3 separate regions of the Homo sapiens genome follow, and all the other regions are linked to region 2. The links are chromatin contacts, found by Hi-C or POLR2A ChIA-PET in ENCODE. All regions are on one chromosome and are shown on one strand. Each heading gives the region's core, a stretch centred on a gene start or an enhancer-like site at or near the end of the contact. The rest is flanking DNA. Distances are from core to core; before and after follow the strand shown.

The links. Hi-C counts contacts between places; a loop is a spot of excess contacts on that map. ChIA-PET counts read pairs that join two places held with the same protein, here RNA polymerase II (POLR2A). Pooled maps may share reads with other maps.
Region 1: a loop to region 2 is called in a pooled map, with 2.2 times the contacts of the local background. The contact joins two enhancer-like sites. A Hi-C loop is called at or near these places in 1 of 168 maps with a recorded cell type or tissue (ascending aorta) and 5 of 50 pooled maps. POLR2A ChIA-PET finds 5 or more read pairs at or near these places in 4 of 52 experiments (CD4-positive, alpha-beta T cell, activated CD4-positive, alpha-beta T cell, activated T-cell and 1 more).
Region 3: a pooled map shows a loop between it and region 2 (2.0-fold over the local background). The contact joins two enhancer-like sites. A Hi-C loop is called at or near these places in 5 of 168 maps with a recorded cell type or tissue (ascending aorta, cardiac septum, heart left ventricle and 1 more), 1 of 37 single-sample maps with no recorded cell type and 5 of 50 pooled maps. POLR2A ChIA-PET finds 5 or more read pairs at or near these places in 2 of 52 experiments (AG04450 and BJ).

What each region holds. Positions count from the first base shown.
Region 1 is chr2:8,002,343-8,005,350 of GRCh38, forward strand. No RefSeq gene overlaps it. Among named protein-coding and RNA genes, the nearest start is that of LINC00298, 27 kb to the left of the region's middle. Within about 2 kb of position 1,454, at least 14 of the 41 ENCODE cell types and tissues checked have a DNase peak (open chromatin) inside an H3K27ac peak, as active enhancers do.
Region 2 is chr2:8,118,743-8,121,535 of GRCh38, forward strand. The region is part of intron 7 of LINC00299 (long intergenic non-protein coding RNA 299); the gene reads right to left. Among named protein-coding and RNA genes, the nearest start is that of LINC00298, 140 kb to the left of the region's middle. Within about 2 kb of position 1,254, at least 9 of the 41 ENCODE cell types and tissues checked have a DNase peak (open chromatin) inside an H3K27ac peak, as active enhancers do.
Region 3 is chr2:8,233,663-8,236,436 of GRCh38, forward strand. The region is part of intron 7 of LINC00299 (long intergenic non-protein coding RNA 299); the gene reads right to left. Among named protein-coding and RNA genes, the nearest start is that of LINC00299, 93 kb to the right of the region's middle. Within about 2 kb of position 1,294, at least 4 of the 41 ENCODE cell types and tissues checked have a DNase peak (open chromatin) inside an H3K27ac peak, as active enhancers do.

The DNA of each region.
Region 1 (3,008 bases), core at 204-2,703, 120 kb before region 2:
CAGCAGCCCCCACACACTCATAATACTGTAGTAAAATGAGCATGCAGGATGGATTGTAAACCAGAAAATACCATGGTCACACAGTACCAACAGGTATTCCCAATTTTAAAAGAGAAAACTACACTTTTTATTGTTATTTATTTATACAATTACAAGCATCAACAAACATTTCTGTAAAGAACCAGAGGATACATATTTCAGGCTTGGATGCAGATCCACAGTTTCTGTCTGTGGGCTGCAGGCCGTGGTTTGCCAACCACAGTATAATAAAATAGACTTTCAAAAGAAACTTATAATTTCTCAAACACTTTTGTTTGCTGGGTAGACATCCAAATAATTCTTTTTGCAAGAAATTGATTTAGGTATCATTTTATTGCAGATATAACTGATTAGACACATATGCAAATAACTGTAAACAGTGTGATTTAGCCTCCTTGTGAGGGAAATACACTAAGAACCCATTGCTGTTAACGCATAGACCAATGCATGTGTATTAAGAATCTCTCAAATCTCAAAATTGACGTTTCAGGGGAGCCTCAACTCCCAGGGGGCTCAGCCTCATTCTATAGAAGTCACCAACCCATTATCAAAGCCTCACGCTAGTATCATTTTATAAAAATAGACAAGAGAAAACAAGATCCCACATGGGAAATGCTGCCGCCACAAGAATGTGATCGCCTCTGTCTCTGTTACCTTCTATCTAAAAGCAGATATTGCTGTGGGATCTTTTTCAAAAACTTCTCATTTCACATGAATGTTTCCCCCAAGCGCCCTCTATTTTCAGCAAATCTCAAGGATGTTTTGCTTGCCTTGGGTCAAAGAATCACTCTGACTTGTGTAAATGAAACATTGACCAGGAAAAAGGGAACTGATTTTTATTTGTCGCTTTAAGGCAGACATTGAACTAGACCTTTTGTCTTTATTCAGGTTTGTATCCTGCCCAACAACTTATTGCGGTCATCACTCTTCCCCTGAATTTATAGATAATGAATTTGAGCCTCAAAGACTTTCCAGGCCACACATCTGGTGTAACAGCTGGGTATAAGATTTAAACCCAAATCATATATTCCAAGGTATATATCTGTTTTACCCCATCAGATTTTTTCTTTCTTACGCTTAGTGCTTTTATCAGAGCTCCTCTCCCATCCAAAGCAACCCCTTATCTCTGAAGCAGAATCACTGTCTGCAGGTTTCACATTAACGTGGATTCCTCCTTCCCTTCTTCTCCAGCAAAGCATCCTGAGTAGAGGGGGCTCGCAGAAGGAAGCAGAAGAGGCGCTCCTCTGGTGGCTCTCCAAAGTGCACAGAGCTGGGATATGGCAGGGATGGGGGAGGCTGGGGGACCAGGGGGTCAGGCAGCTGAAACTGATGAGGCAGCCCACCAGCTATGTCAACAGAGCAGGGCGCCGGAGTGTTGGAGCCCTGGGGCTGATGGAGCCCTGGGCTGCGAGCCTGCCCACAGAGCCGCCAAGTCTAGACTCCAGATGTGTGTTCACCGCTACCCAGCCAAGTCAGATCCAGCGGGTAAATATTCCTACCAGATGACAGTGGGCTCAGTTACAGCAGTGATGACAAAAGACAAAAATAGGAACAGAGTGAATACCAGGCACTGCTGCTGCTCCTTGGGGGAGACAAACACACACTCACACACACACGTGCACACACACACTACATACCTCTCCAAGACGCTATTACGGCAGTAAATCGTATATGTTCTTATATTTTCTTGCTAAGTCGAAATAGTTCCAAGATGAATTGAAGGCTATTTAAGTAAATTAAACACTTAAAATGAGCTGAAATTGGGTGCATGAAAAGGACACAAGCAATTTACCTTCTGATTTTTAATCTTTTGAGAGATAGAGAGCTGAGAAAAAGACAGAAAGCAAGTTTTTAAGAAATTGTTTTAGAATACAGAGCAATGAAATGTTCATTTGTTTGGAGAGTTGAGAGTTGCACAATTTTAAAGAGACTCAAGATAAAACTGCATAATAAAAATCTAAAAATAGATCTGTCTTCCAGCTTTCTTCAGGCCAAATGTTTATCACTATCTCCCACACCAGCCCTACCCAGAGAGTCATCAACTGTGTCACCTCGATTACAGCTAGTTCTGATGACGTCATAGGCTGATTTCAAAATGTGGCTTTCAAAATCTGCCTCGAGCAATTGCAGGGAAAGAACATAGGTTTTCAATAATTCCCGAGTTGTAATATCTCTTTGCTTAAAATATACTGACACCTGGTAGGAGGTAAGGTTTCACTTCCTTGTGAAATTACAGCCTTCCATATATCAGAGACAGCAGCTGAAAATGAATGAAATGCTAGAATTTTTTATGAACTCCCTCACTCCATTCACAGTATCCCAGGAGACATTTAGGTAATATTATAGACATCGACACTTTCACTGTTCTCTTACTTTACTTCTTGAGAGGATAGGATTTTATTTGGGGGGAAAATAGACCCAGAACTGGAGTCTAGATCATCCCCTTTAGATTAAAAAAAAGGGTGACCCCTGACAACCAGGGAAGGCAATTACTACTGACCAATTAACCACCACTTTCCAGACACTTCACTTACTTTATCCCCTGTAATTTTCACAAGCAGCCCGAGAAGTTAAGTATATTATAGAATAAACAATTTCCACAGAGTCACAGAGATGGTCCGTACAGAGCTGGGATTTGAACTCATTCTGCCTGAATCCAAATGGAAATCTAACATATGCTGGGGAAAGGATCTGGGTAGAATGACAGGCTCCAGTGATACTGACCACGCCATCTTCTGGATAAAAATGCATTCTTTTCTTTTCTTTCTTTCTTTTTTCTTTTTTTTCTTTTATTTGAGACAGGTTGTTGCTTATTGCTCTGTTTCCCAGGAGTGCAGTGGTACAATCGTAGTTCACTGCAGCCTCCAACTCCTGGGCTCAAACAGTCCTCCCAGCTCAGCCTCCCCAGTAGCTGGGACTGCAAATGTGAGCCACTGTGTCTCTTAAAACTTTATTTATTTATTTATTTA
Region 2 (2,793 bases), core at 4-2,503:
TGGAGGCTGGAAAAGGGAGCAGAGGAGCTCACAGTGAGAAGGGAACCAATGTTTATTCCAGCTTTGGTGCCTCCCTAACTTCGTGTGTTATGCGCCAGACATGGTAGATAGACAGATAGATATACAGTCAGACAGATGGACAGATAGTTAGATAAAAAGAAAGATAGATAGATGCAAGATTTATAGATAAATCTTATTTAACTTCTATTTAACAAACTTGGAAGGTGAGTATTAGCCCCAATTTACAGATAAAAAAACAGAAATGCAGGAGGTTGAACAGAAGAGCCCAGGAAATAGAGTGATTCCATGGTGTGCTGGGTTGAAGGGCTGCCTGAGCCATTTAGACGCGGGCTGGGTCATGTGGGTGTGTCCTTATCTACCCAGTGCTGTGGGAGGAGCATCTTTCCCTCCCCTGCGAATCCCTGCCAAGCTTCCAAGACCCCTCTCCAAAGCAGCTCCAGGCTTCCTCCAGTCCCCACTACCAACTAGAAAGAAATGCCCACACCCGCTACACGCTGAAGCAAACTTCTGAATTGTCTGGGCCTTCTGAACCTTCTGGAACTCTGGCTTGCCCACAAGGCTATCTCTCCCTGACCTACACGCAGCTGCAGGGCAGCACTTGCTCTGCGCTGAACACACATGGAGCTCTCTGGAAGCATGGACGGAATCCTCTTCCCAACATACCATTCTTCCACGTGACATGGAACAACAAGAAAATGATATAAAGCAAATCCGGGCCCACATCGCAAGATCCCAAAAGGCAGGAGGAACAGGTTGTCATTTCTTCCGAGAGTTCCCCTGTTTCAGTTTTCCCCACGCCTCTCCCAGCAGTGGAGGGCTTGTTTCCTTGTTCCTGAATCCCTGCTTTCTGAATCTATGTGAGTTCACCTGGGCACTGGAAGGAATGAAAGAAAACAGAGTCCCTGCCTGATTCAGGGAAATCTGGAAATTTCTTTTATTGATAACAAGCATAAGAACGACATCATTTGGCTGTGTTTGTACTGCTTGAAAACATTTTGCTCAGATTAGCTGTAAAAATTTCAACACCAACTGCATCGTCTATCAGAGATAGGGAAGATAAGGCGGCTCTCAAATCAGCCAGCCTTTGAGAGTTGGAAAGAACTTTGATTAAACAAAGGGAATGTCACAATGTTTCCTGAGCCACAGACTGAAATCCCATTGTCCGGTGAAAAAACGCATTCAGCACAGCCCTGCTCTTTGCCTTCAGACGTGCCTTTCCCTGTGAAGCACATTCTGACCGTGAACCTAACGAGAAATCCACAACTGTGACTAATTGTTTTCAGTCCTCATTGATTGTCAAGACTCCTGACAAAATTCTCAGAAATAGAAACTAAAATTGCTGCATATGCAAGACTTTCTCAGTGTGTCTGAGAATGCTCCCAATACAAGCCCCCTTTCTCATCTGGCTAGAGAGCTCCTCGGGGAGCAGGCACACTGCACAGAGCCCCAGAATAACCACAACGACAATTTCCTCCAGGATTAAACATTTCCTTGGTCAAGGCCAGAGGTAAATCTATGCCCCTGTGAGTGCACATAGAGGAAAACTGGAACCAACCAGGTAAAACTGGTTTTGTGAATGAATATGATTCACTGGTCCAGCTGTAAAATGAATCTCACAATGTGATTACACCATTCCAAAACAGCTGAGACCATTAAAGTTCAAACTGGCAGACTTCTACTTCTTACTGAGGGAAGAGGAGAGAGCCAAGTTTTAAACAATTACAGTTTGTCACTATAAAAGGCATGCAGGTTGCAGTGAGAGAGTGTGTGTGTTTTCAGGTAGAAGAGCCTCCCTTTGTTGCCTTCAAAAGTTCTCTATGCTTTTTAAAAGCTCATCACAGGAAGGCAGGATTGGACACCACATGGAAATCAGAATCCTCCTTCACTGATCAACGGAAAATATCACCCTATTCCGAAGTTCAATGTAAGAACACTTTCTAAGAGACGCTCAGATTCGACGTTAGGACTCCCGAACATTGTGTAAACTTTTGAATATTCAACAAACCCTTGGTTTCAGTTATGAAAGCAGTCAGGATTCCAGATTGTCAGTTGTTGGTGGTCAGTAGTGAAAAAGAAAAAAGATCTACATATACATATATAAGTGTGTGTATAGATAGATACATACTTAACTACCTATCTATCTATACACACAGTCACTAGTTAGTGACTTAACTAGATAGATATATAGTTAAGTATGTATGTATCTACACACACACAGTCATACTTAAACTCAGAGATAATCTATTTTAATAATAGTACTTTCCTTTTTCTATGAACGTGTTCATAAAGAGGAGGAATGCCAAAGAGGCTGAATCCCAACACTGATCCTTGCATGCCAGAGAGAAGGGCAAGGTACATTTATAGGAGATTTCCATTCCTGCTGCCTGGAATTCAACTAGAACATTTCATCATTATCTGAGAATTTTCATGTATGGGCCAGACACTGGGTTTGCGAAAAAATACGTGCTGAAAATGCATACTTGGAATTCTATGAGGATATCTGTGAATCACAAGTTTCACTAAAACACTTAGTCCTACAAATCATGTCTTCAGGGCATTCATTCCCCCTGCCCTGGTCGTGGATGGAAGGGTCTACCCAGGCATTGAGCAATGGGATGCTTCTGGCTGACACTGCTCAGGGGGACCTTCAGCTGCCTGAAGGGAGCCTCCTCACCTCAGAGCCCACCCAGGTCTATCCGTGAGAGGCACTGGGCAAGGGGCTGTGGGTGGAGAGGGGGTGCCTGGAAGGTAGATGGGGAGAGGAGAGTGGGT
Region 3 (2,774 bases), core at 44-2,543, 110 kb after region 2:
AATTCTAGGATTACAGGCGTGAGCCACTGCGCCCAGCCAATGGTGCCTTCTTAATGTAGCTTTTCAATTTTTATATACTATATGCCAGTAGAATATGATGAAGGGAAAAAGGCTCATTCCCTTTCCGTATGCCCTAAAATAGCAGGGCCCAATCAGTAAATACCTTCATAACGTTTACCCCAAACATATCTGGCCAAGCACATGAAAGGGAAAAAGATCTTCATCAGAAATTGTAATCCAGAGTAGGCTGGGGGACTTTTTATAGTAGTGGCTATTTGCCCAGGAATTTTTAAAGAAGGGTAAATTATGAAGCTGAGCGAGTAATCAAGTACACCTTCATCTGAAGATTTAAATACCCATAGGTAGTACTCTGTGCAGAACTCACAGATGCCAAAAGTCAATTGTCTCTACCAGATAAGGACCTTGGTCATGTAACTTAGCCTCTGTGCAGCTATCAACTGGTTGCCCTTCAACTCCAAATCCACCTTTCTTTGACCTGCTTTGTAATACTCTAAGACTCGGCGTTGCCCTCTGAATAATGGGACATGACATTGACACTTGCTTTCTCTATGTCAAAGAATTCCTTGAGGATCAAACACAGCTGGGCACCAACGCACTGCATATGGTGTCAACAAATCACCTCTGTGTTATTATCATCAGCACACTCGCCCCAATCCTGGGGAACTATTTCATGTCAATACTTCTCTCACAAGAGGGAATTTCTGTCCCGGAAACATGTCAGCCCTGATGACACACAGTCATATGGAAATAGGAAGCTAACAAGCATTTCTCCTCTCTCCAGTCAAAGCAGCTGTTTCTACACCCTTCTGCTTTTGCACCTGCCCCCAGTGCTGTAAGTTCTATGGAAATTCCACCCTGGTGTCAGCTCCACACTGAGAGGAAGGAAGGAAACTCTTCCTCAGGTCCCTCTGACCACTGTGGGAACCAGTGGTCATCAGGGTTGAAATGTTTCCATGTTCAGGGGATGTAGGATGGTTTTCTCTCCCTCTTCTTTTATTGAAATAAGCTCTCAAGTCCTGTCATGAAAAGGTAAAGCTTTCCTTTACAGGTAAAGTCCTGCAAGACAGGGCTTGAGAGCAGCACCATTTCTGAGGCTATTTATACACCCACAGTGCCCAAGGGTCAGGTGCGGCCATGAGCATAAAGCCAAACGACTGAGCTCTGACAAGGCTGACTGATCACTCTCCGCAGATTAGTTATTTTCAAGGCAAAGAAGTGCAGGTGCATGGCTTCCTGCAACTGAAATGACTTGCCCAGTGAAGACAATGCAGGCACATACGTCGTGCTTCTCTGACACAGCCAGTACAGTGCAGAGAAAGTCTCTAACCACAAGCTGACCAGGCTGTGGCCTTGTGGCCCCGGAGTCCCAGTCTCCCTGCCAAAGCCCAGATTCATGGACCCCACGCAAAAAACAGGTGTGAGGCAGTGAGGGCGGTGAAATGGTCTCTATTGTTTTTATAATAATCTCTTCTCGTTTTCTATACGGCAGCTTTCATTCAGTCCATTAAATGCAATTTCCTGGCATCACCCAAGCTTGAAAGGCCAGATCAAAAGTACAGAGTGTCCCAGCTGTGTGGTCCTCGTTCAGACCGAACATTAACCACAGCCCTTGCAGATGATTTATTCCATTGGAGACATGGAGACACCCTGTGTGCTTCCTCTCTATGGGATTGGCTTTATTGTTCTCCCGGCACTCCAGTTGTGCAGACATTTCCTTCATGTGCTCGTCTCTCCTACAACAAAACAATTTTGCCCCTCCTTTGATTTTACACCTGTAGGGCACATAAATGGGGAGGACCTTGTGGAGCTGGGAGAGCCCATATAGCTCTGACAGACAGACAGACACACTGCCTGCCTCTGTGAAGAAAGTCCCTTTCAACCTCATGTTTTGGGAAATGTAGTAACTCAGAAAGCTGAATTCTGTGCCAATGATCACATTTTAAGATTATATTTAAGGAACCTAAAAGGGAAGATGCAATATGCTTGGTACACAATAGGTGATAAATAAATAGCAATAGTCAAAGTAATGGGGAAGGGCAGGGTGCAGTGGCTCATGCCTGTAATCCCAGCACTTTCGGAGACTGAGGTGAGTGGATTACTTGAGCCCAGGAGTTTGAGACTAGCCTGGGCAATATAGTGAGATGTCATCTCTACAAAAAATTTTAAAATTAGCCAGGCCTGGTGATGTTTGCCTATAGTCCTATCTGCTCGGGAGGCTGAGGCGGGAAGATGGCTTGAGCAAGGAGGATGAAAGTTGCAGTGAGCAGAGATCGTGCACTGCACTCCAACCTGAGAGAGAGAGTGAGACCCTGTCCCAAAACAAACAACAAAACAAAAAACAGGAAAAAAGGTAACGGGCGTTAGAGGAGCATGAGGGCTGAACCAAGGGCCCTGACTGTGACTGCAGCATTGGGCGATGGCCCCTAGCTTCGTTAGAGCCCAGAATCAGTGTTTGTTTATCTTTTAAGTTCATAATCACACTCATCTTTAACATTTTCTTACACCCATAAAGAGGTGGCAGAGGAAAGAGCACTGGACTAAGGGACCAAGTCTAAGGTCCTGTTGCTTTTCCTCCTTAATCAGCTCAAGTCATCTACCCGCTCTGGTCCCTGTCTGTTAAGATCAGGAAGGATAACCCTGACCTCCTACTTCCCAAGGGTTGTGGCAAAAACTAAATGAGACCAGGAAAAAAAAAAAAAAAGGCTTCAAGAAAGGTAAAAACAGTAAGTGGAAAAAGTTGTTTTTATCTATTA